4 separate regions of the Homo sapiens genome follow, and all the other regions are linked to region 4. A link is a contact called in ENCODE Hi-C or POLR2A ChIA-PET data. All regions are on one chromosome and are shown on one strand. Each heading gives the region's core, a stretch centred on a gene start or an enhancer-like site at or near the end of the contact. The rest is flanking DNA. Distances are from core to core; before and after follow the strand shown. Region 1 has its middle 8.7 kb from the start of CIMAP1D. Region 2 holds the start of CIRBP (cold inducible RNA binding protein). Region 3 holds the start of SBNO2 (strawberry notch homolog 2). Region 4 holds the start of PTBP1 (polypyrimidine tract binding protein 1).

Evidence for each region. A loop is a pair of places that touch in the nucleus more often than their neighbours do. ChIA-PET counts read pairs that join two places held with the same protein, here RNA polymerase II (POLR2A). Pooled maps may share reads with other maps.
Region 1: a loop to region 4 is called in a map of naive thymus-derived CD4-positive, alpha-beta T cell, with 20 times the contacts of the local background. The contact joins the enhancer-like site here to the promoter of PTBP1 in region 4. A Hi-C loop is called at or near these places in 2 of 168 maps with a recorded cell type or tissue (CD8-positive, alpha-beta T cell and naive thymus-derived CD4-positive, alpha-beta T cell), 1 of 37 single-sample maps with no recorded cell type and 9 of 50 pooled maps.
Region 2: a loop to region 4 is called in a map of gastrocnemius medialis, with 3 times the contacts of the local background. The contact joins the promoter of CIRBP here to the promoter of PTBP1 in region 4. A Hi-C loop is called at or near these places in 5 of 168 maps with a recorded cell type or tissue (CD4-positive, alpha-beta memory T cell, gastrocnemius medialis, heart left ventricle and 1 more), 13 of 37 single-sample maps with no recorded cell type and 22 of 50 pooled maps. POLR2A ChIA-PET finds 5 or more read pairs at or near these places in 10 of 52 experiments (CD4-positive, alpha-beta T cell, CD4-positive, alpha-beta memory T cell, Caco-2 and 7 more).
Region 3: a loop to region 4 is called in a pooled map, with 12 times the contacts of the local background. The contact joins the promoter of SBNO2 here to the promoter of PTBP1 in region 4. A Hi-C loop is called at or near these places in 2 of 37 single-sample maps with no recorded cell type and 9 of 50 pooled maps.

The regions. Positions count from the first base shown.
Region 1 is chr19:480,239-487,061 of GRCh38, reverse strand. It overlaps a transcript of CIMAP1D not described here. Among named protein-coding and RNA genes, the nearest start is that of CIMAP1D, 8.7 kb to the right of the region's middle. RefSeq lists an enhancer at 891-1,409. Within about 2 kb of position 1,466, at least 6 of the 41 ENCODE cell types and tissues checked have a DNase peak (open chromatin) inside an H3K27ac peak, as active enhancers do.
Region 2 is chr19:1,267,265-1,274,326 of GRCh38, reverse strand. CIRBP (cold inducible RNA binding protein) reads right to left here and starts at 4,995. Exons shown (of 6, transcript NM_001300829.2): 1 at 4,917-4,995; 2 at 3,291-3,399; 3 at 3,081-3,187; 4 at 2,860-2,998; 5 at 2,695-2,776; 6 at 1-2,346. The coding sequence starts at 3,393. The coding sequence ends at 1,884. CIRBP-AS1 (CIRBP antisense RNA 1) reads left to right here and starts at 4,067. Exons shown (of 2, transcript NR_027271.1): 1 at 4,067-4,502; 2 at 5,937-6,856. RefSeq lists silencers at 657-840, 4,379-4,688, 4,739-4,898, 5,109-5,318, 6,929-6,978.
Region 3 is chr19:1,169,811-1,176,911 of GRCh38, reverse strand. SBNO2 (strawberry notch homolog 2) reads left to right here and starts at 2,644. Exons shown (of 32, transcript NM_014963.3): 1 at 2,644-2,740. It overlaps LOC102725180 (collagen alpha-1(VII) chain), which reads right to left. Exons shown (of 3, transcript XR_005647046.2): 1 at 6,676-7,101; 2 at 3,028-3,893; 3 at 1,919-2,352. RefSeq lists enhancers at 2,284-2,333, 3,718-4,276 and a silencer at 2,474-2,783.
Region 4 is chr19:792,749-798,856 of GRCh38, reverse strand. PTBP1 (polypyrimidine tract binding protein 1) reads right to left here and starts at 1,405. Exons shown (of 15, transcript NM_002819.5): 1 at 1,352-1,405. The coding sequence starts at 1,359. RefSeq lists enhancers at 1-566, 567-1,452, 1,659-1,998, 1,651-2,286 and silencers at 709-1,018, 1,089-1,268, 1,279-1,628, 1,392-1,746.

The sequences.
Region 1 (6,823 bases), core at 217-2,716, 310 kb after region 4:
GGTCCCGATAGGCCGGGCATGGCGGTTCACACCTGTAATCCCAGCACTTTGGGAGGCTGAGGTGGGCGGATCACTTGAGGTCAGGAGTTTGAGACCAGCCTGGCCAACATGGTGAAACCCCATCTCTATTTCTTTCCTTCTTTTTTTTGAGATGGAGTCTTGCTCTGTCGCCCAGGCTGGAGTGCACTGGCACAATCTCGGCTCACTACAAGCTCCGCCTCCCGGGTTCACGTCATTCTTCTGCCTCAGCCTCCTGTGTAGCTGGGACTACAGGCGCCTGCCACCACGCCTGGCTAATTTTTTGTATTTTTAGTAGAGACGGGGTTTCACTGTATTAGCCAGGATGGTCTCGATCTCCTGATCTCGTGATCTGCTCGCCTCAGCCTCCCAAAGTGCTGGGATTACAGGCGTGAGCCACCGCTCCCGGCCCCATCTCTATTAAAAAAGACAAAAATTAGCTGGGTGTGGTGACGGGCGCCTGTAATCCCAGCTACTTGGGAGGCTGAGGCAGGAGAATCGCCTGAACCCACCAGGCGGAGGTTGCAGTGAGCCGAGATTGCGCCACTACCCTCCAGCCTGGGTGATAGAGCAAGACTCCATCTCAGAAAAACAACAGAAACAAAAAATCAATCAATCAATCAGTGGTCCAAGGAAGATCCTGGAGGTGGAGAGATTTGAGCAAGGCCTTCCTGGAGGGGGAGGGAGTTGGACCGGGTGTATCAGGCAGAATGTACGGTGAGTGCAGAGGCTGAGTCCGGAGGGACCAACGCAGCCAGAGAGGGCAGGAAGGACCTGGGCTTGTAGGACCTTGCAGGCTACAGCAGAGCCCACTAGGACCCCTCTCCAGCCCCCCAAATCCTCGGAATACAAGCCCTTCCTTCCTCTGAGCTTCGGTGTCCTCGTCTGTAACATGAGGACTTGCCAGGCATGGGCTGGGTGCCCAGCAGAGCCTGAGAGCTGGTCCTGTCCTCACTGTCCCACGGGGACAGCAGGCTCTCTCTGGATGAGGATGGAGGGGAGCTGGCAGGTTCTCTGTGTCCTTGCGGGAAGAACAAGCCTTCCTTGTTAGAGTCTCCCGGGAACAAAGGGGCGGGCAGCAGCAGGGCGCGTGAGTCTGAGTCAGGGGGCTGGCCGCCGGACAAAGGACAGCAGTGAGCAGCCTCAGGGAAGTGGGGAGTGGCAGATCACGGAGGCTGGGAGCATGAGCTGACCCTGGACGGGCCGGTGGCAGCAGCCACAAACACCTGGCCTCCCCCTCTCCTGCTGTGCCGTGTGCCAGGGACACAGAAACAGCAGGTCATCGGAGGAACCCGGCCTCCTGGGAGCTGCCTCCCAGCTGTCGCACCCTCATCTGCAGCCGGAGGATGTGTTTTAGGAAAGAATGTCGGGAACTTGGGGCTGGCACCGTGGCTCACACCTGCCCTCCCGGTGCTTTAGGGGGCTGAGGTGGGAGGATCGCTAACCCCAGGAGGTCAGGGCCGCCTCATTCCCACCATTCTCTGATCACCCTTCTCCACCGTCAGTGAGCTGTGATCGCGCCAGCCTGGATGGTGGAGTGAGACCTTGTCTCTAGAGAAAAGAACGGTGGGACTTGGATCGGCAGCAGCCACAGCAGTCATGTCTGTCATCTGGACTATTGTAGAGCTTCATTCCACTCACTGGCTCAGCAGGCACTCACTGCGCACCTGTTCTGGGCAGGCGGTGTTTGGGATGCCCAGGGCGCCACGGGGCTCGGGCACGCCCGGCTCCTGCCTCTTCGTGTTCCTATGTGAGCACGCGTGTGTGTGCGCGCCTGCCTGTGTGTGCCTCATCGTGCGCACCCACGTGGTGTAAACGTGCACCTGTGTGTGTGTGTGTACGTGTGTTACGTGGTAGAGCACGGCAATGACCCTCCATAAACAACTAAGCAGGTCAGCAGGGTCCTCCGCTGGGTTGAGGTTGCACCCGCCCTTCCAGGACCCTCCCCTCCTCTCACTCCCCTTCACCCCACAGCGTCTCAGAAAATCTTGTGAGTTCTGCCTTCAAGACAGGCCCAGAACCCACCCACTCCTGACCATCCCACAGCAGCCCCCAGCCCAGGCCCCGTGGTGCCCACCTGGGCTGGTGTGCTCGCCTCCCCCGGGCTTCCCTACCCCCACCTTCCTACCCTCAGTCGATTCCTTCAAACCCAATTCAGGCCGTGCCCTCCTCTGCTCCAGCAGAGGCCTCCGTGGCTCCCACCCTGCTCAGGGTAAAACCCTGTGTCCTCTCCGTGTCCTCAGGGCCCTTCACGACCTGCTGGGTCAGCCCCGCCCTCCCTCCTCCTGCTCTCCCCTCCTCACCCTGCGGCAGCCACCCTGGCCTCCTCCTCGCTCCTCCGCCTCGCCAGGTGCGGTCCTGCCCCAGGGCCTTTGCACAGCGGTGCCCTCCCCAGACACCCCGTAGATGTCTGCACAGCTGGGCATCCCTTAGAGGTCCTGACTTCCTCCAGGCCTTTGCTAACGTTTCACCTCTTCAGGGGGCCTTCCTGGCCACCGTATGTGAAGACCCAACTCTGCTCTGAGGTTTCCTTTCTGTGATCACGTCACTGCACACTCCAGCCTGAGCACAGAATGAGACCCTGTGTCAAAAATAAAACAAGAGGCCAGGCGCGGTGGCTCATGCCTGTAATCCCAGCACTTTAGGAGGCCAAGGCGGGCGGATCACCTGAGGTCAGGAGTTCGAGACCAGCCTGACCAACATGGAGAAACCCCGTCTCTACTAAAAATACAAAAATTAGCCGGGCGTGGTGGCGCACACCTGTAATCCCAGCTACTCAGGAGGCTGAGGCAGCAGAATCGCTTGAGCCCGGGAGGCAGAGATTGTGGTGAGCCAAGATCGCGCCATTGCACTGCAGCCTGGTGACAAGAGTGAAACTCTGTCTCAAAAAAAAAAAAAAAAAAAGAAAAAGAAAAGAAAAGAAAAAAATAAATAAAACAAGAGAGACATGTGTTCACAGCATTATTTGCGGTTGTTCCGAGCTAGAAGCAGCCTAGAAGCTCTGAGTAAATCATGGCATCTTCATGGGATGGAACGTTGCCCAGCAACAGAAGTGAGTGATGGACAGCTGTCACCCACACCAGGACTGATCTCACAGGCAGGGTGGGAGGTCTCATGAGTGCACCGTCCCCTTCCCGTGCCGCACAGAAGAGGCAAAGCGGGGCCTGGCTTTACAGGCAGGATGGCGGCTGACAGGTAGAGGGAAGGAAGATGGCTGCAGGGGCTTCCGGGGAGCTGGGGACACAGTGTTGATCCCAGAGCCGGCCCCATGGGGATTGATTGATCCCAGAGCTTCCGGGGACCCATGAGAGGAAGAGCTGATGGCTCTCTGCTGCAGGGTCTTCCGCAGGCCCTGTGGACATCCCAGGTGGGGTGGTCCCGGCCACTGCAGGGTGCCTAGCGGCATCCCTGCCCCCACTCACCCCATGCCAGGAGCTCCCCCAGTCGTGACGACCACAGGTGTCCTTGGACACTGCCCAGCGTCCCCTGGGGGCAATCACCTGGGTTGGGAACCCCTGGTCTGTTGATTTCAGCCCACCATGATCTCATAGCTCCGTGTCACTGGAACGAGGGTGAGCCTGCATGCCTGGGGGAGTGGTGAGGGAACTCAGGCAGGTGGAGGTCTGTCGGGGAGGAGCCTGTGCTAGACGCAGTGGCAGCCAGGATGGGCGTCTGTAGGGCTTCCCATGGTCATGTCTGAAGAGCTGGCTCTGGCTGACATAGAGTGGCCTTTTGGGGCTGGGAGAGGCGTCCCAGGGATCCCTGAGGAGGTGGGGGTGGGTGTTGGGGGGGGATGGGGCCCTGGACTGGGCCGTGGCTGTGAGGTGGAGAGCAGCAGTCAGCTGCTGAGTGGGCTTTGGATCCAGGAAGCGGCCCCAGGGGTTTGGATCCAAGTCAGCATGGGTCTGGAGGTGCCATTTGCTGGAGTGAGGGAAGGCTGGAAGAGGATGTTTGAATGATAAGGGGCCAGATGCCCTTGTCTTCAGAGTGACCCTGTGGAGTCAGGCTGACATATGCCCGTTTTTCAGAGGAGGAAACACATGCACAGTGGTGCAGTGATTCATCAGGGACCACACAGTGTCTAATCCAGAAACCCTGGTTCATGGGCGCAGGAGGTCTGCCTGGGAAGTTCACTGCAGGAAATTGTAAAGGAGGTGAAGTGGGAATAGCCTCGGTGCCCGTCGAGGGGCGGGGCTGGGGTGCTCGTATGATGGCGGCCAGGGTGGGTGACATTCAGACTGGCAGGTGTAGGTGGGCAGGACAGTGCAGGGCCAAGAACATTCTGGACTTGAGTCCTAGGTCCACACTCCTGCTGGCTTTGTGACCTCCGCCTCTGTCCATGGTGATAGGCATGGAACAGCTCGTGGGGTGGCGCCTGTGAGCACAGAGCTGGCAGCAGAGCCGTTCTGCATGAGTAATCTGCTGTATGCCAAGGACGCCCTGCCGATCTCACCCTGTATGCAGTAGGCGATTAATAAGTGCCCATCCACTAAGGCAGCATTTCCCCATCTTGACACCATTGACATTTGAGGGTCTTCTCTTGGGAGGAACAGCGTTGTAGTTCTCCAGTCACTAGATGTCATCAGCACTCCTGGTCCTGGCAGCCAAGAATGTCTCCAGACATAGCCAAGTGTCCCCTGGGGGCAGCAACACCCATGGCTGAGCACCATTGGCCCAAGGGATCAGTCCTAGGCTCTACTCTCTAGACCTGTGCTGCCCGACACAGCGTCCACAGGTCACAGGTGACGCTGGAGCACTGGAACTGTGGACGCTCCACACTGAGGCAGAGAGTGCAAAACATGCCAGGCTGGGAGGACAGCATTAAAAGAAGAATGTGAAATATCTCACCTGTAATGTTCATATGCAGAAATGATATTATTTTGGATATGGGGGTTAATAAAATGTATTATTAAAATTAATTTCACGTGTTTCTCTTTTTTTGATACAACTACTAGAAAATTTAAAAATGGCCGAGCATGGTGGTTCATGCCTGTAAACCCAGTGCTTTGGGAGACTAAGGCAGGGGGATTGCTTGAGGCCAGGAGTTAAAGACCAGCCTGGGCAACATAGCAAGATCCCATCTCCACACACAAAAAAGAAATTAGCCAGGGATGGTGACACATGCCTATAGTCCTAGCTACTCCAGAGGCTGAAGTGGGAAGATCACTTCAGCCCAGAAGTTGGAGGCTCCAGTGAGCTATGATTGCACCACTGCACTCTCCAGCCTGGGTGATAGAGCAACATATTGTCTCAAAAAAAAAAAAAAAAAAAAAGTAGGAGGTTCTCAGTCTGTTTCTGGTGGGCAGTGCTGCTGTGGGTGATCAACTTTCTGGCTACACCATGAGCTTGGTGAAGATGAGTTGGTCTTGGTTGCCATCATCCTTCCCATTATCCTTTCCCATCATCCTCCAATCATCCTTCTCGGTCATCCTCCCATTGTCCTTCCCATCATCCTTCTCCATCATCCTTCCCACCATCCTTCCCATCATCCTTCTCCATCATCCTCCATCATCCTTCCCCATCATCCTTCCCCATCATCCTTCCCATCATCCTTCCCATCATCCTTCCCCATCATCCTTCCCATCATCCTTCCCCATCATCCTTCCCCATCATCCTTCTCCATCATCCTTCCCATCATCCTTCCCCATCATCCTTCCCACATTCCTTCTCCATCATCGTTCTCCATCATCCTTCCCATCATCCTTCTCCATCATCCTTCTCCATCATCGTTCTCCATCATCCTTCCCATCATCCTTCCCATCATACTTTCCCATCATCTTTTCCCATCATCCTTCCCATCATCCTTCCCATCATCCTTCCCCATCATCCTTCTCATCATCCTTCCCCATCATCCTTCCCACATTCCTTCTCCATCATCCTTCCCATCATCCTTCCCATCATCCTTCCCCATCATCCTTCCCACATTCCTTCTCCATCATCGTTCTCCATCATCGTTCTCCATCATCCTTCCCATCATCCTTTCCATCATCCTTCCCCATCATCCTTCCCACATTCCTTCTCCATCATCATTCTCCGTCATCGTTTTCCATCATCGTTCTCCATCATCCTTCCCCATCATCCTTCCCACATTCCTTCTCCATCATCCTTCCCATCATCCTTCCCCATCATCCTTCCCACATTCCTTCTCCATCATCGTTCTCCATCATCGTTTTCCATCATCGTTCTCCATCATCCTTCCCATCATCCTTTCCATCATCCTTCCCCATCATCCTTCCTACATTCCTTCTGCATCATCATTCTCCATCATCGTTTTCCATCATCGTTCTCCATCATCGTTCTCCATCATCCTTCCCATCATCCTTCCCACATTCCTTCTCCATCATCGTTCTCCATCATCGTTCTCCATCATCCTTCTCCATCATCCTTCTCCATCATCCTTACCATCATCCTTCCCCATCATCCTTCCCATCATCCTTCCCCATCACCTTCCCACATTCCTTCTCCATCATCGTTCTCCATCATCGTTCTCCATCATCCTTCCCCATCATCCTTCCCCATCATCCTTCCCCATCATCCTTCTCCATCATCCTTACCATCATCCTTCCCCATCATCCTTCCCATCATCCTCCCCTATCATCCTTCCTGTCATCCATCCTCATCATCCTTCCCAGCATGTGACGCCCTCTCCCGGCACCGCCCACGTTTTGCTCTCCCAGATGTCACCAGAGGGCGCTTGTGAGCTCTGATTGGGACGCGTCCCTGCTCACACGTCACCCGTGTCCCCACAGTCCACAGGCCGTGCAGGACCCGCCGCATCGGCTTCCTCCCGGCTCCTCTTCTCCTT
Region 2 (7,062 bases), core at 3,746-6,245, 470 kb before region 4:
CCTGGCCGGGCCCCTTCAACCTGCCAAAGCAAAGCAGCGTTACTCCCAACGTCCTCCACAGGGCTCACAGCTGCCCCTCCCGGCCTCCCCGGAAACAGCCACAGCCCCTAGGAAGGTCTCAGGCTAGTCAGGGGGCTGTGACCTCAGGCTCCGTCACAGGCCAGCATGCCCAGGGCGGGTCTGCACCTTGGCGCAGCTGGAGCCAGCTACCCGTATGGGATGGAGCTATGTGGGCCAGTGTGGGCTCTAGAAAAAAACTAATGGCGGCAACAGACATCAGAGAAAGCTAAGTTAAGAGTGTGACTTAAAGAGGTCTGGAAAAGACGGTCAATTGAGCAAAAAATCCAAAAGGCGGGGGCGTTCACTGGTCTTCAATCCTGCTTAAGGGATTTCATCTATGAGCCAGGCATGACTGGGCCCAGGCTGCACCTGGCTGCACGTGGGGAGCGTAATGGCTGGGCCTGACTTTAGTTCCAGCTTAATTGAAAAAAACAAAAACAAAGTTAAAAAAAAAAGGAAAAACAAAAAACAGTCACAGGAACATTCCCCGGGCACATGACTTTCAGTGAGCTCTCAACAAGAGGGATGTGGACACGAGCGGAAGGAGTTACCTCGAATTACAGGGCTATTTCCACATATGAGCTAGCCAAGGGAGCAGCTTGCGTCTCAGAGGGTTCTGTTGGGCGCACAACACTTCTGTCCTCCGAGGGCTGCAGCTTCCATAGGCTAGCAGAGAATGCTCAGAACTCGTGAAGCAACAGCAGAACTAGCTAACCGGCTGGCCGTCTGAGGTCGCCCTGGGATGCCACGTGCCTCTGCTCTCTGGCCTGCTTCTAGACTGAGGCAGTCCAGGTCAGCGTCAGGTGCACGTCCACTGTCCCTGCTAAGCTGCCCGCACAGTCCAGCCCTCTGGCCACCACTGCCAGAAGCCTCCCAGGGCTGCCCTGAGGCCTGAGCTGCCCGCTCCCGTCCCCCGCCTGGCTCCCCTACCCTGACCAGCGCCAGTCTGCTGGGCCTCCCTTTCTAGCTCTGCAGGCCCCAGGGAAGGCTTGCAGACCCGCTGCTTCTCCACCTTCTCTCTCTGCTCAGGTCTGGCTGCAGGAGCCCGCAGCAAGGAGTGTGTGGTGCAATGCAAGGGAATTGTCAGAGCAAGGTTCATTTCACACGGTCTTTTAATCGGCTTCGTAAAGCCAAAGAAAACTGCGTACAAGAATTCCTCAGCCACTGCAAATACAACATCGATGGAGTATGCGTACGTCTTCCAGTAAAAAAGGACAATATAAATAAACATCTTCAAGAACCTCTCAGGGACGTCTGCACGTCTACTGTGGGGCGCACAGCACAGATGGACGCAGGGGCTGGGGCTCCAGGGCAGTTGCTGCCACACCCGCCGGGGTCCTACCACACTACACTCAGAAACGTCACACGGAGTTGGAAAAAAGCCACAGCTTGCTCAGCTTCCGACAAAGAGCGGATTCACAGTCCGTTCGATCTCAGAGAAGTGAGTGGGGCACCCACTTCATGGGGCCAACCCCACTAAAAAAAAAAAGGCAACGCAACCAAAAACTAAAACAAAAACCAAAAACCCACACAACCCCCGATTTTTTTGAAAACTCATGGCTCGTGGTCAAAAAAGTAAATGCTTTTCAAAATGTTTTGAAAACCCTCAAAAAAAAACAGCACTTCCTTAAAAAGAAAAGTCTAGTAACGAGGCCATCCCGGCGTCAGAAGCGGTCAGGCTGGGTTTGACAAGATCAGAACCGAAATGACTACGAAAGTGGGAATACAAGGAGGTGCATTTACTACACATTAACGTTCAGCGAAGCTCCCACAATCTTTAAACACACAGCCATTGGAAGGACGATCTTGAGCAGGAAGGGTTTTTACTCGTTGTGTGTAGCTGAGGACAAGAAGCAGGCACAGTGTAAAGGCACCGAAGCAACAAGAGGCAGCTTCACCCCAGAGGCCAGACCAGGGCGCGGCCTGCGGCCGGGGAGCAACCACCCCCCACAGCCGAGGGAGGCTGGCCTGCGGCCACACATGCACCTAGCTGACTGCCCAGCGGGCCCTCGCTCTCCCTTGCCTTTTTGGTCAGTCTCATTTGGCTTTTGCGTCCTGCGATAGAAATGGCTCTGAGAGGACAGATGCGCCTCTTCTGGGCAAGCACAGTGACAAGGTCTGAGTGTCCAGCCTAAAGTGCTTGGAGAGGGCACCAAGGTGAACCGAGCTCCCACCGCAGGCCACAGCAGCGTGGCGCCCTCGGAGTGTGACTTACCGTAACTGTCATAACTGTCTCTGTAGGACCCGCCCGAGCTCCGGTCACTGTAGCCACCACTCTGACTCCGGCTGCAAGACAGACAAACGTTGAGTACCGGAAGGTACCCGTCTACTTCTGCTCTGCCACAACAGGCTGAGCCGCCAGCCCCCATGCCAGCCGTCCCTTCTGGGGACACAACAAGGACCCCAGCAGGGCAGCATCTTGGAAATTGTTCAAAATCTCCACCAGCCTGTCCCCCAGGCCCTCCCGCTTCTGCGAATGTCCTGAGCAGTCTCCTCTCCTCTTGGCCTGGGTCCCCACCTGCCTCTGCTCCTTGCCCAGCCAGTCTCATCTCAGCTCCCCCAGGGACCTGGGACCCGGGACGGAAGCTGGCCATCCCGCAACCACCCCTGTGCTTGGGCCGGCCTCCCCCTCACCTGCTATAGTAGTCTCTGGAGCCTCCGTAGCCCCCACTCCTGGACTCGAACCGGTTCCCCCCATAGCCTCGGTCCCCTCCTCCTGCACATACAGGAAAAAGTGAGTACCAGCTCCCACCAGCAGTACCTCACAGCATCCCCAAGGGACCCACTCATGGCACTCACCTCTAGAGAACCCACGGCCCCGTCCTCGGCCCCCACGGAAGAAGCCCCGGCCCCCGGCAGAGCCACCACGGTACCCACGGGATCGGTTGTCTGACGACTTGCCTGCCTGGTCTACTCGGATCTGCCGTCCATCTACAGACTGGAGACAGAGGGCGGGACGGGTTAGCAGGTGGGTGCCCCATCCTCGAGACGGGACTCCTGCTCAGCACCCTGATCCTCACCTTCCCATTCATGGCCATCATGGCATCCTTAGCGTCGTCAATGTTCTCAAAGGTGACAAACCCAAATCCCCGAGATCTCTGGGTCTCCCTGTCTTTCACAACCACCACTGTGCAGGGGAGAGAGGTCTGCAGTCAGCACCCAGCTGTACTTCCAGGTAGGAGGAGCACAAGCCCCCCCGCCCAGGGCCGCGGGCCCAGCAGCAGCCTCACCTTCAGAGATCTGTCCGTACTTTGAGAAGACCTGCTCCAGCGACTGCTCATTGGTGTCAAAACTCAGCCCTCCAACAAAAAGTTTGCCTTCATCTGATGCCATGGCGGCCTGTGGCAGACACCAATGAAATCCTCAACAGGGGTCATCTCTCACCACCTCTCCCCGCTTCCTATTTTATGTAAATGACATGTGTTTTTTAGGGGAAATATTAGAAAATCAGATTTTTATTTTTCATTATCTCAAACTCATACCTAGGACTTATTTTTTTGGGGTCGGGGGCAGTGTGTCTAACTGTCACCCAGACTGGAGTGCAGGGGTCACTGCAGCCTCCACCTCCTGGGCTCAAGCAATCCTCCTACCTCAGCCTCCCAAGAAACTGGGACTGTAGGTGTACACCACCACGCCTGGATAATTTTTTTAAATTTGTTTTAGTAGAGATGGGGTCTTGCTCTGTTGCCCAGGCTGGTCTGAAACTCCTGGGCTCAAGCAATCCTCCCACCTTGGCCACCCAAAGTTTTGGGATTACAGGTGTGAGCCACCGCACCCAGCCACCTAGGACTTCTTAATTCAAATAATTTACTCCATCCACCCCCAAGACTGAAGGCAGGCCGCACCCATTTCCACAATGGGTGTCTCCCTTCCCCCACAGCCTTCCAGTTGTGCCCTGGGCAGGACTGCACTCTCAGGTTCTCCTATTTCCGAACGGGTGCCAACTCCTACCCTAACCAACTGACATCTACTTGTTGCTGGACCAGAACGTGCTTCTGCTCACTGTAAAATGCCTCCTGAGACTGGGGGGGGGGCTGGCTGTCAGGGAGGCCGCCCCGTCCTGGGGGGCACCTCAGGGCAGGTACTGACTTCCATAGCCAGGACCTAGGCCGGGAATCGGGAAGGGATGGCCCCGGAAGTGATAAGGCAGGATTTCCAGGCAGGGGAAGTGGCATTTAGGAGAACTGGCTATTTAAGGGGGCGGTCAGTGCTGACACAGACAAAGCATTCACTGGCTGGGAATGGCCGCCACCCAGTGGCTCTGAGAACTAGACTTGGAAGTCTGGCACTGGGAGCTGTGCCAACTTGGACCAAACTTTGGGCGCAAAGCACGACGTGGCAGACGAGGAACCACACTAGAACGGGCCACGCCTACCCAAGATTTACGAGGCCGTCCTTTCCCTCATGCAATCGCAATGGGAAAAGGAGGAAACTAAGGCTCGGTAAGCAAAAGCGTTGGTGTGTGGATACCTCCAGCCCCAAGGCCGGGAAAGCGGCCCTGGAGACCGGGGGCGCCACGTGGCCCCGCCCCCGCCGCGTGCGCATGCGCCCCGCGCGCACCCTGCGCCACTCCATCCGGGAACTCGGCGCTCCCGCCATTTCGCTGGGCACAGCCTCGAGCTCGCGGCCGCCATTTTGCGGCGGCAACCGGGTCGCCGGCGGCCCGGACCGGCGGGGAGAGGCCCTCTGGCCGCTACTCGGCCCAATCTCCCGCTGTCCCTCGCCGCCGGCGGGGCGGACTCCACCCCGGGCCCGCCCCCTCCCAGGGGCGTGCCGCTGCGGCCCCGCCTCGCCTGGCCGCCGCAGGCCGCCCGCCGCCCCGAGCTCCTCGGAGCCGGTGCAGCCAGGGCCCTCACCACTGAGTCGGGCAGGTCCCTGACGCAAGCGGGAAGACAGCGCACCACAACGACCCGAGCCTCCTAACGCGCGAGTGAGGGGGGGGCGTCCCCGAGCCCGGCCTTATATACGCTTCCGCCGGGCCCCGCCCCCTACACATCCTGGGCCAATCAGAGGGCGCGCCTGCGTCTTATATTCATGAGCTGGGGGCCGAGTCTATCTCGGTTCCGCCCCCTCCCGCGGACTGGTGTCGGGCTCGACTATTGGCCGAGACGTTTGCAGTCCGCAGTCCTCCACCCGCGCTCGAGGGGGCGTGACCAGCGCGCGGCGGGGCGGGGCGGGGCTGACCCAGTTACGCGTGCCTGCTCCCTGGCCTGCGGCGGGGAACAAATGGGCCTCTAGCCCCGATTCCCAGGCCTCAGGCCTCATGGGGACTTCTGGGTGTCACTGGGACCCCGACTTTGCCTGTGCTCCAGCAGTCCCGACATAACAACCTAGCCCAGATCCCCTACCCAACCAAGACCCGGCTGTCAGACATCCCAACTTCATCTGAACCCCGACACCTGTCGTGATATTCTTGCCAATACAACCGACGTCCCAGTTTTCCCAGCACCCCAGCACTCCATTCCTGCCATCAACCCCATGCCCACCAAAACCCCAACAGAGACAACCCCATTCATGCGAACCCCAATATTCGCAATCCCAATTCTTCCTACATCGCCACACTTTGGTGCACCCCAACTTTACGCAACCCAGTTTGCCTACAAACTCCAACCCGCACCCAAGCCTAACTCCCACTGGAACCGCGATTATCACGGCTGGGTGCGTGGCCCACACCCCCACACTCGCCTGGCCGGATAGTGTTGTGCGTCCCTGCTGTCGGGTGCAGGCGGACACCCCGAGTCCCCACTGCACCCCAGCACTCCGCCCGGCCCTCGGCCTCCCCTCCCACCGTGCTGCACAGCAACGGCGCACTCGCTCCCCACGCGGGGCCAGGCCCACTCTGCTCCTCCACCCAGGCCTTTTCTCTCCTTCCACAGGCCTCCCCTACTGAGCCTGGTTGGCGGAGGGGAGTCTTAAAGCCGCCGCCATCTGGAGAACCAGCTTTACAAGGACCCTCACTCACTACTCTTCGGCGGCCCCAAAGCCTCTGGGGGGCCCTCTATGGCCACCACTTGCTCCTCGCCCAGGAGTCATCTCATGCCGCCGCCTCCCCCAGCCCTGGTGGAAGAAGCCAGCGCGGACCCCTGCCTCTCTGCCCCAGAAAGTCTTCGGAGGGATGACCCTCTGCTGACAAGCTGGGGGAAGTTGGCGTACAGAGACCCCCGCTTTGCTGCTCATCCCAGGGAAATCCCGGCCCCACTCCTGACCTCAGACTCACTTCCACCCTCAAGTGGATCGAGGTGGGGGTAGCCAGGGGCGCTGTCTCCAGTGACAAGGTCTCTGGGACCCCTCATGGGCTCAAGACCCCCTCCCCCAGGCAGCAGCTGTGTGATTCATCACCACCCCCTCTGCACCTCGGGCCCCCCCACTACAGCCGCCCCACTCCCCGTCAGCGGCAGCCGGCTGCTGCGTCAGCCACTCACGCAGGGTGGTTATTAAAGGAGAGAGACATCAGCACCGAGCTCCCCTGCGCCCGCCGTCCATGCGGGAGGGGCCACCCACCCACTGGAGCCCCAGACGCGGGCGCCACATGCCCAGCCTGGGAGCAATTCAGGCCCATTCTTTCTGATCTGCGCCCCCAGCCCCCAGCCCCAGCAGTCAGCGCGGTGGACGTTCTCTGACCCAGAGCAGCCCTTGTAGGGGGGGAGTTGGAGGGGGTGCCTGGTAGTCACAGCGGCCCCTGCATAATTGCGTAATTCTTGCCGCTCCCCCCAGCCCATCGTTCCCTGGTTCTGTGAGCCTCTGCCTTTTCCTGGTTTTGCGAAGCGCCGTGTTCATTCATTCATTCATTCATTCAGCCAGTGCCTAGTTATTAAGCGCTTACTACGAGCGGGTTCCTGGGTGCGGGCTCCGTGAGTGTCCGCAGCCATCCTGGGTTCCCAGGGTGGCGTTGACACGCACCTGCGCACACCTGCCGCTTTGCATCTGTGCCGAGCACTGTGCACCGGCTTCCAGGTGTGGACCTGTGTCGGTACCTGTGCCTCTGGGGTCAGCTGCGTCTGC
Region 3 (7,101 bases), core at 1,395-3,894, 380 kb before region 4:
GTAATCCCAGCACTTTGGGTGGCCGAGGCGGGCGGATCACGAGGTCAGGAGATCGAGACCATCCTGGCTAACACGGTGAAACCCCGTCTCTACTAAAAATACAAAAAATTAGCCGGGGTGGTGGCGGGCGCCTGCAGTCCCAGCTACTCAGGAGGCTGAGGCAGGAGAATGGCATGAACCTGGGAGGTGGAGCTTGCAGTGAGCTGAGATTGCGCCACTGCACTCCAGCCTGGGCGACAGAGCCAGACTCCGTCCCAAAAAAAAAAAAAAAAAAAAGAGATTCAGTGTGGAGGGAAGTATCTCTGTCGGGTCCGGCTGCTCTGCGGGACTCTGAGGAAAAGCTCACAACAGGTGGACGCCGTTCTGTCACCATGGGTAAAGGAGACCCCCAATGAGCTGAAGGACAAAATGTCCTTGTGCGCCTTCTGCATCTCACTCTGGACATATCACTTCTGCCTTCTGGGTCTGAGTTTCCCCATCTGCCCCCTTGTGCTTTTGGGTTTGATGACAGGGGTCCTTGGCCTGAAATTTTTTTTTTTTTTTTTTTTTTAGACGGGGTCTTGTCATGTCACCCAGGCTGGAGTGCAATGGCGCGATCTCAGCTCACTGCAACCTCCGCCTCCCAGATTCAAGTGATTCTCCTGCCTCAGCCTCCTGAGTAGTCAGGATTACAGGCACCCACTACCACGCCTGGCTAATTTTTGTATTTTTAGTAGAGACAGGGTTTCACCATGTTCGTCAGGCTGGTGTTGAACTTCTGACCTAGGTGATTCACCCACCTCAGCCTCCCAAAGTGTTGGGATTACAGGCGTGAGCCACCGTTTTTTGTTTGTTTGTTTTTTTGAGACCGAACCTCACTCTATCGCCCAGGCTGGAGTGCAGTGGTGTGATCTCAGCTCACTGCAACCTCTACCTCCTGGGTTCAAGCGATTCTCCTGCCTCAGCCTCCCTAGTAGCTGGGAATACAGGCAGGCACCACCATGCCCAGCTAACTTTTTTGTACTTTTAGTAGAGATGGGGTTTCACCATGTTGGCCAGGCTGGTCTCAAACCGCTGACCTCAGGTGTTCCTCCTGCCTCAGACTCCCGTAGTGCTGGGATTACAGGCGTGAGCCACCGTGCCTGGCTTTTGGCCTCAGTTTTTTAGAGAGGTGCTAAAATATCTTAAACCTGCTTATTATCTGCCTTACCAGGCCTTCTTTGCCCGGACTGTTCTTCCTACTCTTGTCTACCTGGTACACTCCTACTTGAACTTCAAAACCCCAGCTTCAACACACTCTTCAGCATGCAGCCCTCTATGAAGCCCTAGGCAGACATTTCAACCCTCCCAGAGATCCCGCATATTGGAGTGTCTGGTCCTGGTTCTCTCTCCCCTAGACCAGGGGCTTTCTGATGTTGGGACAGACAGCTGAGTCCTCTGTGAGACCCTGGGTTTTCCCAGCTCATGACCAAGCACAGAGCAGCATCGATTAGAAGTCACTGAATGAATTAACAAAGTCATGGAGAAATCAACTCTAGTTTCAGGGGGTTGGAATGGGGGCAGAGGCCTCTGGCTTGTGGCTGCTTGGGTCCAGGGAGCTGTATCAGTATTGTCATGGCTGAAATTGGGCTGGGGAGGCGGTGGTGCCTCCCACACTGGATCTGCCTTCACTGGCTCAAGTCACAGGAAAAGTGCCCTGAGACTCCAGCTCCCCACGCAGGGCAGCCTCCCACCACAGCCACCGAGAGGAGGAGCCCCTCAGGCCCCCGTGGCCCTGCCTGAAAGGATCCTGCTCTCTTGGGGGTAGCCCCTGGGACTTACCCAAACCCCCATGTGCCAGTCACCATGCTGAAGCGTCCAGAACTGTATTTGGTTAGGGAGAGAGATTAATGAACAGAGATAACTTTTCGTGAGAGAGTATGTCTGACAGGCCCAGAGGTGATGATTTTATTTCATTTTATTTTATTTCGTTATTTATTTATTTATTTTTGAGATGGAGTCTCACTCTGTTGCCCGGGCTGGAGTGCAGTGGTGCGATCTCAGCTCACTGCAATAACTACCTCCCAGGTTCAAGCGATACTACTGCCTCAGCCTCCTGAGTAGCTGGGATTACAGGTGCCCGCCATCACGCCCAGCTAATTTTTGTATATTTAGTAGAGACGGGGTTTCATCATATTGTCCAGGTTGGCCTCAAACTCCCGACCTCAAGTGATCCATCCGCCTCAGCCTCTCAAAGTGCTGCGATTACAGGCGTGAGCCACTGCGCCCGGCTGGTGATCGTCTTAGTAGCTTTTGAGGGAGTCTCAGTTTAAAAGTCTCGGGTGAGTGAGCCCCAGTGGGGGACGTGGCACATGCAGAGGCTTGGAGGGGGTTCTGAGGAAGGAGGAAAAAAGGGGATGCTGTACCACAAAGCAGATTCCATTTCACCAGCACGGTGCAGAAGAGGAAACTGAGGCTTGAGGAGGTGAAAGCACATGCTGGGGTCTCAAGAGAACCAGGCAGGGCGGGATTCGAACCCAGAGCCGTAGGAGTCCCAGCCCCTTCCGAATAGCGGAAGGACCTCAAGGGATTGGCTTGGAAGGTGGCCCCGCCCCCGAACCGAGACCACGCCCCCGCAGGTGGAGGCCCCGCCCCGCGGCATGACCGGAAGTGCGCGGGGCCCCCAAGATGGCGCCCGAAACCCGGAAGTGAGCGGCGGCAGCTGCGAGGCTCGGAGAAACAGGCGCCGCGGGCTCCGCGCCCGGCCGGACCCGGGCCCGAGGTGAGGCTCTGGTTGCGACCCCCGCCCCGGCTCCACCGCGACCCCTGCCTGGCCCGACCCCGCTTGTGGGTCCGGCGCTCCCCGCGGACCCCTGCGCCCGGGGCTGGGGGTTCTGGGGGCCGTGGGGCGGGGGCGAGCGCGGCGGGACCCCCGCCCTCCGCCGCGACCCCTTCCGACCCCGCCCTTCGCCGCCAACGTTGACCCCGCGCTGCCCCGCGACCACCGCCGTGAACCTTGACCTGCCCCCCCGCCCCCCGGCGACCCCCTGCCGTGAACCTTAACCCTACCTTCCACGACAACCCTCCCAACCTTTCCTTCCCGCTCTTCCGGGTGACTCCCTGTACCGCGCAGCTTGGTGACCCCCGACCTTTCGTTTTCTGGTAACCCTTGACCCCGCACTCATCGGTGCCCCCGAGCCCCTTGGTGACCCCGCACCCGCTTTTCCTCGGTATCCTGGCCTTCCCTTTTGGGGACTCTCGACTCCATGCGCCTCGTGACCTCGACCCCTTCCTGGGAGTGACCCCCGGTCTCTCCCGCCGCCCCGATTCCTGACTCCAGGCTCCTCGGGCGTTCGTGCCCCTTCCTCCTCCTTGTCCCCGGTCCCAGGACCCTTGCCTTCTCGGCCCCGCAGCGCAGCCCTGTCTCCCTCCCTCCCCTTGCTCCCCGCCCCTCCCGCTCCTGGGGCCTCCGACTTCTCTTCTGGGGCAGATGGTTTTTCGGTTTCTGCATGGAGGTCCCCCGGTTTGGGATGGGGGCTTGCTGATATTAGGTGACCCCGGGGCCGTCTGGGCGGAGTCTGCAGAGCGTGTTGGGGGTGGGAGTGCGGGTCGCATTCAAACCCGGCTTCCAGGGACAGGCGGGAGGGAGGGTAGCGGGCTGAGATGGCCCGAGTGGGGCCCGGGAGCAGCGTGTGTCGGTGAAGGGGAAGCGCAGGCCTCCTGGTGGGTCCTGTCCCCCGTAGGGCACTCTTCCCACCACCCCAGAGTCCCGAAGAATAAGGCAGGTGGGGCCTGGAGGGACCAATCCCCAGACTGACCTGGGGCGTGGGGGGCAGGCGTTGTGGAGAGCCCACCCAGCGCCTCCAGGGACGCCGGGCACGGATGGTGCTGGGGCAGGGACGGTGGGTGTCTCCCTGGATGAACTGATTAACATTCTGAAAAGTTAAAAAAAAAAAAAAAAAATCTCTTAAATGTGTAGCCGGGGCCTCCCCTGGCTGCTTCTTCCCGGAATGCCTGTTGTTCCCGCCTGCTCAGAACGTCCTTCCTGCCTGTGACTGCTGGGACGGGACGGGATAGGTTTGGTGCCATCTGTTGCACGCCCTGTCAGCGAGAGTGCCCGGCCTCGGAGCTGGCCTGTGCTGATGCTGGCTGCCAGTTTGCCGGGGCGGGGGGGGCGGTTGCAGTGAGTGTTTTACAGAGGGGCAGAGGAAGCCGAGGTTCAAGAGAAGAGCATGGGAGGGGCCGAGGACCCAGGGCCGCAGACCCCGTGGGCAGCCAGCCCGATTACACGGGGATTACAGGCTTCAAACTTTCTTCCAGGCCTCTTCCTCCGGGCCAGGGCAGCCGGCACTGCTTCCTGACTGAGGGGTGCTGTGCTGTTTCGGGTGCCCTCCCTGGGATGTCTCTCCCTGACTCGGCCCTGGAAGAGGAGCAGCGGGGACATGGGACCCAGAGAGTTTGTGGCAGGCCCAGCAGGTGCCGTCCACGCCCTTTCTTCCCAGACATCCTCTGGCCTTCAGGGATCTGGCTGCCCGGCCCCAGATTTTCCCAGGGGTGACCCTGGTCGTGGGGTGATGGCTTCTCACAGTGGCCTGCTCCGGGCCACCTTCAGAGTTCTTGCCGAGAAAGGGCGAATTTGAGATCTGGACCCCTTGGTGGGTGGGATGGAGAACAGCAGGATGGGGGCCTCAGGGCCTCCCACGGCAGGGGAGACGGCAGAGGAGACGCAGGCAGGCTCTCGTCCTTGGAGAGGGAAGGACTTGGAAGGCGCCTGCCAGCCCCTGGAGTGTGATTTCAGAGCACAGGGAGGAGGCTTTTGTTTAACTCTGAGGATCCCGGCAGACATCTGCCCACACCTGCCAGGAGCCAGGAGGGCCCTGGTGTGGAGGGGGCTGTGCAGGCAGGGGCTGGACTTCAGGGGGAGGGAGCCTGTCAGAGCACAGAAGAGGCAGCAGGAGCTTCCCTCATCCATTCACTCTCAGTTTGCTTTGGGGTCTGGCCTCTCCGTTCATCCATTCACTCTTGGTTGGCTTTGGAGTCTGGGCTAGACAGGAGGCACCCAGGTGTGCAGGTGCGGAGGAGAGGGTGCATGTTCTCCAGCCGCGTGACCATGGGCAGTCACTGCCCTCTCACCTGGCGGGGAAACCGAGGTGGAGAGAGGTTGCGCCAGCCACCCCTAGACCCCCCACCCACTTGCTGCCTAAGGCCTCCCCCAACCCCAGGGGTGTGAGGGGTGTGACCAGCTTGGGCTTGGCCCAACCCGGCTCCAGCGGAGTCACGGATGCCCCTCCGGCAGGGCCCATGCGGAAACGCCAACACCGCCAGAGTGAGCTCTGCCCCGAACAAAGAGGCGACTGTGTCGACAGAACCAGTCCGGCTCCCAGAGGCCCCCTCCCAGGGGGCCCCCATGCTGGGGGGTGGGATCAGCTCTGGGAAGGGGGCGGTATCATGTAATCCACAGCTGTAAACACTCCTGGAGGCGGTGTGGAGGCAGCCCCCCATGACGCCAGCGCTGCCCTGGGGACTCTGCATGTGTGTGTACACGTGTCTTTGTGTATCTGTATGTTGCGCCATGTGCATGCACATGTGTGTTGTGTGCCTGTGTGTTGTATGGATGTGTGTATTCTTTGTGTGCATTGTACGTACGCACGTGCATTCTGTGTGTGCGTCGTACGGACGTGTGCGCGTTCTGTGTGTGTGTTGTACGGATGTGGGTGCGTTGTGTGTGTGTGAATGTGCGTGCCTGTGGCTGTGTGCTCCTGTGCATGTGTGTGTTGCTCGTGTGTTTCATACGCGTGTGTTTTATGGGTGCACATTGTGTGCGTGTCTGTGCATCCGTGTTTGTGTGTTGTGTGTGCCTGTGCACCCGTGTTTGTGTTGTGTGTGTGCCTGTGTGTACCCATGTTCATGAGTCGGTTATGTGTGTCTGTATTTTGTGTGTTGCCCGTGCCTGTGTGCCTGTCCTCGTATGTTGTGTGTGTGTATTTTGGTGGTTGTGTGTATTTTGTGTGTGTGCTCATGTGTGTGTTGCCTGTGCCCATGTGCCCATGCTTGCGTGTGTTGCTCACACATGTATTTTGTGTGTGTTTGTGTTGTGGGTGCATGTGTATGACCTTTGCACCCGTGCTCATGCAAACGTGTACTTTGTGTGCATGTTGTGTGTGCCCGCATGTTGCCTGTGCACCTGTGTCCGTTATGCACGTGTCCGTTGTGTGTGTTGTGTGCGTGCTGCGTGTTCTCATGCACCCCTGCTTGTGCATGTCTTGTGCACGTGTGTTTTGTATGTGTGCGTGTGTTGTGTGCACGTGTGTGGCCTGTCCCTGTGTGCATGTGTGTGTGATTTGTTGCGGGCAGGCCTGGAATACCTCCAGTCACTTTTTCCACAGCCGAGGGCTGTGTGGTCAGACAGCACACGGGGAGGGCTGGGTGTGTCCAGCTGCCGGGTTGAAGCCTAAAAGCGAGGTCACCCCAACCTGGTTCTCGTCCTGGCCTGCCCGCTGTCCGCCCGGCAGTGTGGGTGGACTCTCAGCCTTGCCCCTCGCCTCTGCACTCTCGCCCCCAACCCCCGGGAGGTTGGCCGGCACCTGCACCCTCGGGCTGGGACGAAGAGCAGACTGCCAGCCCCGTGGTCACCTTGCCTCCCTGCTGGGAGGTGTGGTCACCCGTCACAGGGCCCAGGACTCAGGAGAGGGCTCAGCCCTGCGGGCGAAGGCAAACCTGGGGTTCTGGCCAAGACGGGGATTTCGGATGCGTGGGCCCCATCAGCTCTCGCCCTGGGCCTCCTGGGCCCCGTGAGGAGGCGGAGATTAGATCTGTCGTCTGTGCGCCCGGCATGGATGCTCTGCGGAGACGTGCTTGCGGAGAGACGCCAGACGCAAAAGGCCACGGCACGTGACTCCGTTCATGTGACGTGTGCAGAGCAGGGCAGTCCACAGATGGGGGGTAGACGTGTGGTCACGTGTCCAGAGCAGGCCAGTCCACAGAAGAGAAGTGGGCGTGTGGTTGCAGGGGCTGTAGAGGCGGGGGAGTGACTGCTGTTGGGGACACGGCTGTGTTTTGGGGGAGCGGAATGTTTTGGAATTAGAAGCTGTGGTGGTCTGCCTTAGAATACGTTGAAACCGTTGAGTCATATGCTCCGGACAG
Region 4 (6,108 bases), core at 156-2,655:
ACTGATCAACCCGAGCCCCGCCCGACCCGACTCTCCCTCCTCGGGACACCCCGGGGGGAAGGTGGATAGAAAGCCGGACTGTCCGAGGCCCTCCCTTCAGCCCCGGCCAGGTCCTGACCCAACAGTGAGCTCCCCACGGCTTCTCCCGGCCACTGCAACTCCCGGCGAGGCCCTAAGTGACTCGGAGCGTCCGTCGGAAGGGCAGCCTCCGGGCCTCCTGCCTCACTCCGGGAGGCGAGTGCGCGGCCCCCGAGCCCGCGGTGCTGGGTCCGAGAGCGGGGAGCCCTCGTCTCGCCGTCTGCAGGACCCACCTGCCCGCACGCATGCTAAGGGGTCCAGACCCACTCTAGGGCTGCGCCTCTTCTGACACCACAGACTGCACGGACCACGTTTAACAGACTTTTAAAAGTGACTGAACCCAAGAAAAACTTCTCAGGAAAACGGAAAGAATGCGAAACATCTCCAGCCTCTCCCGCTTCCTATTCCCAGGGAGGGCCTCGCGCAGGAAGCGCTCGGCGGGACACGGCCTTTCTGGAGGGGGCTCCCACCTCTCCCAAGGGAAGCCCGCCCAGCAAAGCCGCCCGGAAAGGCTGCCCCGGCCCGAGAGCCGGGAAGGCCCCTCCCCATGACGGCGCCCGCGGGGGTCCCTGGAGAGGCCCCTCCGGCCCCGGGGCGGAGGACAGACCCTCGGGGCGGCCGCTTCTCTCCCGAGATCACCGAAACCCCTTGGCCGCGGCCCGGGGCGCACGGGGGGCAGGGGTAGGGCGGGGAGCGCAGAGACTCGGGCCCGCGGCGAGGCCCCGGCGCCAGCTTTCCCTCCCGGCGGCCGCCCCAGCCCCGCCTGCGCTTCCGGGGCTGCGCCGGGGGCAGAGTCCGGGCGGCGGGAAAGGCGCGCGCCCCCGATGGCGGCCGCGCACGCGCGCTGGGGCCAACGGGGACGCGCGACGGGCTACGCAGGCGCACGAGGGGAGCGGACGGGAGGCGGGAAGGGCCATCCGGGCGCGCGAGGGCCGGACGGGAAGCGGGAAGGGCCGCGCGCCGCCGAGGCGGGGCAAAGGCGAAGTGCGGGGACGCGCGCGGAGGGGGAGGGGCGCGGGAGGCCGCGTGCGCTAGGGACGGGGCGCGCGGGGGCCGGAAGCGGGCCGGACGGGGGATGGGGACGCGGCCAGACCCCCGGGAAGCCCCTGACCCGCCCCGCACCCGCGCCCGCCACGCGGAGAGGAAGGGGAGAGCCCGCCGCCCCCTCCCGCCCGAGAGGGGGCGAGATCGGCCCCGGGGAGGCCGGCGCGGCGGCGGGGGCAGGGCTGCGGCGCGGGGAGGGCGGTGGGGCGCGGGGCGACGTGCGACTCACCCGTCCATGGCACACAGAGCAGACCCGCGGGGGACGGAGTGGAGGCGCCGGAATAGCAGGAACCGACCCAACGGCTCCGAGTTATAGACTCACAAAATGGCGGAGACGCCCGCACACGTCCCCCGCGCGCGCTGCCCATTGGCTCCCGCTGCAGCCAGGGGGCGGGGAGAGCCCCGCGGGCCCCCGCCAGCACCTCCCACTGGCCAGAAGGCCGCCCGGGGGCGGGACCCAGAGAAATCGCAGGCGCCTATTGGGGGAGGCGGTTATTCCTCAAGGCCGAAGGCGGAAACGGCTTGTGTAGTCGGGGGAGGGGGAGAAAATGGGATCACGTGACGGCGTCTGAGCCAGTCAGCTGGCGCGTGGCTTTGCGGGAGACGCCATCTTGAGAGTGGGTACGTGGCGAGTCAGGCGGCGGGAAGCGTGCTTTGCCCAGGCTGCCGCCATCTTGCAAGTGGGCAGGACCCGCCCGCCTGGGCCGTGAGGGCAAAGGGAGTCGCATCGCCATCTTGGAGTCGGGCAGGAAACCCTCAGGGCTCCATGTTGGTTGTGGGCACATGGCCAAAAAGTCCGATTCAAACTGAGCGCTCACATCTGGGTGATCGCGCGGGGAGGGAAAGGCCGCGTCGCGTCCCGGACACGCCAGGGCTGTTTCCACAGTGGCCACAGATACTGCGGGCGCGCCATGATCCGGGGTCACCCCCGACCGTTCTTTGTTCGCCCCGGAACAGCGAATCCCGACTGCGGAGATAGGGAAACTGAGGTCCGGGCCCCGCACAGTCCGCGGCCGGCTGCCTACAGCTGGGAAAACTGAGGCCTGGACCTTGTACAGTCCGCGGCCGCCCGCCTACAGCTGGGGAAACTGAGGCCTGGACCTTATACAGTAGGCGGCCGCCCGCCTACAGCTGGGGAAACTGAGGCCTGGACCTTGTACAGTCCGCGGCCTCTCACCTACAGCTGGGGAAACTGAGGCCTGGACCTTGTACAGTCCGCGGCCGCCCGCCTACAGGTGGGGAAACTGAGGCCTGGACCTTGCAGTCCTTGGCCGCCCGCCTACAGCTGGGGAAACTGAGGCCTGGACCTTGTACAGTCCGCGGCCTCTCACCTACAGCTGGGGAAACTGAGGCCTGGACCTTGTACAGTGGGCGGCCGCCCGCTTACAGCTGGGGAAACTGAGGCCTGGACTTTGCACAGTCCGCGGCCAACCGCCTAAAGCTGGGGAAGCTGAGGTCCGGGCCACACACAGTCCACGGCCATCCGCCTACAGCTGGGGAAACTGAGGCCAAAGCCACACACAGTCCACGGCCATCTGCCTACAGCGGGGGAAACTGAGGCCCAGGCCACACACAGTCCACGGCCATCCGCCTACAGCTGGAGAAACTGAGGCCCGGGCTCCATACAATCCAAGGCCGCCCGCCTACAGGTGGGGAAACTGAGGCCCAAGCCACCCGCCTACAGCTGGGGAAACTGAGGCCCGAGCCCCCTACAGTCCCTGGCCCACTGACCTACAGCTGGGGAAACTGTGGCCTGGAGCTCGTACAGTTCGAGGCTGCCAGCCTACGGCTGGGGAAACTGAGGGCCAGGCCCAGCAGGGTCACCAGGAGGGTCCCTCCCGGGCCACCATCCCAGCAGCAGAAAACACCCTAAACTAATGTTCCCAGGAGCGCTGATCACATGAAGAGTCTGACAGAGCTGTGAGGGTGCCTGACGGGGAGGCCAGGTCAGCGGGTTGGGAGCCATCCCAGAGTGAGGGGATGACCCCGGCCCTCCACACTGGGACCCTCACGGGAGGCTGCGGTTGGAAACCGGAGCAGTTCCCGGCCCGGAGTAGACACTGCTCCCTAAATAGAATTAGCGGGATTTAGTCCATGCTGAAAAGGGGGTTTTTCATTAACACCAACCTACGGAGGGAGAAGACATGACAATTCTCGTTTCCCCAAATCCAGGCGAGCCTAGCGCCCTGCTTCTCTGGCGTGTTTTATTCCAGCAGTGCTGCGTTTCAGGCCGGGGCCTGGCGTGGGCCCAGGAGCCTTGGAGCCCCGCCGGGCGTCTGGTGCCAGAGGATTCCAGCCCGGATTAGGGGTGGCCGCCGAGCTCCATGGAGGCATCGCACGGCAAGGTCCTTTGGCCCGAACCACCCGGTCAACGGAGACTCACCAAGAGCCATCTGCAGCCAGGGTCACTCATCAGGAATGTCCGGTGGATCTGGGAGAAGCCCAGTGTGTTACTGTGGATTTGCTCCCCTGGAGACCCCCATCCTCACACCACCAGAACCAGCCGCTTCTGTCTGTTCGCGGAGTGCCTGGGATGGGCCCCGCCCTGAAAGCAGACAGGCAGGGGCGGCCGGGGGTCTGAGTGGCAGCTGGCAGCAGTAGAGACCACCAGGTTCCAAGCACCAGTCTAACCCTTCGGAATCGTGTTAAAACCCACTTCTGATCGTGGCCCCGCCAGGCCTCCTGTCTTGCTCAAAGTATAAACCCAAGGCCATCCCTTACCCCGCAAGCCCCACATGACCAGCCACCTGTCCAGTACCTTTTTTTATTTTTATTTTTTTAAGACAGTGTCTGGCCGGGTGCAATGGCTCACACCTGTAATCCCAGCACTCTGGCAGGCCGAGGTGAGTGGATCACCTGAGGTCAGAGTTCGAGACCAGCCTGGCCAACATGGAGAAACCTCCTCTCCACCAAAAATACAAAAATTAGCCAGGCGTGGTGGTGCATGCCCTATAATCCCAGCTCCTTGGGAGGCTGAGGCAAGAGAATCACTTGAACCCGGGAGGCGGAGGTTGCAGTGAGCCGAGATTGCGCCATTGCACTCCAGCCTGGGCAACAGGAGTGAAACTCTGTCTCTAAAAAACAAAAACGAAAATAAACACCTGTCATCCCAGCACTTTGGAAGGCCGAGGCAGGCGGATCACAAGGTGAAGAGCCTGAGACTATCCTGGCCAACATGGTGAAAGCCCGTTTCCACTAAAAATACAAAAATTTGCCGGGCGTGGTGGTTTGCTCCTGTAATCCCAGCTACTCGGGAGACTGAGGCGGGAGAATCACTTGAACGCGGGAGGCGGAGGTTGCAGTGAGCCTAGATTACGCCACTGTACTCCAGCCTGGGCAACAGAGTGACACGCTATCTCAAAAAAAAAAGTAAAAATAAAAAATAAAATGTATGTCGCGGAATTTAGGGTCTACCTGCAGACTCCAGGATGATCTCATCTCAAGACACTTAATGGTACCTTCAAAGACTGGTGTTCCAAATGAAGCCTTGTTCACGGGTTCCAGGGTTTAGGATGTGGTTGTCTTTCTTTGGGGCCACCTCTCAGCCCCTCAGCCCCACCCACCACCTGAAGCTTAGAGGGCGATAGCAGGTACAAGCAGGCCGTTTGTTTTTGCAATGGCGGCCTGGTCCCAGGAACCCCCCCCACCGCCTCCACCTCACCCAGGTCACCTGAAACCAGTGTCCTTCCTGGGCTGGCCTGACAGTAACCATGGCTGAGGGCCCAGCAATTTACAGGTCAGCTGTCATATGCAGAACGCCAGCGCGGGAAGACGCCCAGGGGCTCCCGTGGGCACCTGATTTATTTAGCGAGCAGGGCCCAGCCTCTGTCTTTTCTCCTCTCCTGTCTCCCATCCCAGCCCGCAGGCCAGCTGCCTCCTTCATGAATGATTCAGGGTGAGCGAGGAACAGGCTCACCTTGCCTTTGTGCGAGAATCACGTTGGTTTGCTGGTTACCATTTTGAAAATGATACTCTGAGCCTGGCAGGAGAAACGGGGGGGGGAGTGAGGACATCTGAGGCCCTCAGAGCCACCGAATCTCATGCAGAGGGCCTGCTGGGGCCTCAGACACCTTTCAGTTCTGATGGGGGAGGGAAGGGCCGTGCCTCAGTTTACTTCTTCGTCAACATGAGTGGCAGGGCCAGGCCGTCCCTCCTCCCCATGAGCAGTTCCATAGATTTATTTTTCCTTTTCCTTTTTTTTTGTTTTTTTTTTGGGGGGGATGGAACCTCACTCTATTGCCCAGGCTGGAGTACAGTGGCGCAATCTTGGCTCACTGCAACCTCTGCCTCCCGGGTTCAAGTGATTCTTCTGCGTCAGCCTCCTGAGTAGTTGGGATTACAGGTGCCTGCCACCACGCCTAGCTAATTTTTGTATTTTTATTCTTATTTTTTTATTTGATTTATTTTTTTCTTTTTCTGAGACGGCGTCTCGCTCTGTCGCCCAGGCTGGAGTGCAATGGCGTGATCTCAGCTCACTGCAACCTCCGCCTCCTGGGTTCAAGCGAGTCTCCTGCCTCAGCCTCCCGAGTAGCTGGGACTACAGGCGCCCACCACCATGCCCAGCTAATTTTTATACTTTTAATAGAGACGGGGTTTCAGCATGTTGGCCAGGATGGTCTCGATCTCTTGACCTTGTGATCTGCCCTCCTTGGCCTCCCAAAGTGCTGGGATTACAGGCCACCCTGTAATCCACCTGTGAGCCACCACACCCAGCCTAATTTTTGTATTTTTAGTAGAGATGGGGTTTCACTGTGTTGGCCAGGCTGGTCTCGAACTCCTGACCTCAGGTGATCTGCCCGCCTTGGTCTCCCAAAGTGCTGGGATGACAGGTGTGTGCCCGCACAGCCAGCACAGGTTTATTATCTTAATTACAAAAGTGAGGGCTCAGGGATCCAGGGCGCGGCCTCGGGCTGGTCTCCTGGGTGGTCTCCCAGCCTCTCCGGCCCATTTCCTGGATTTCTGTTGAACGGAGCTTGGAGTGGGGGT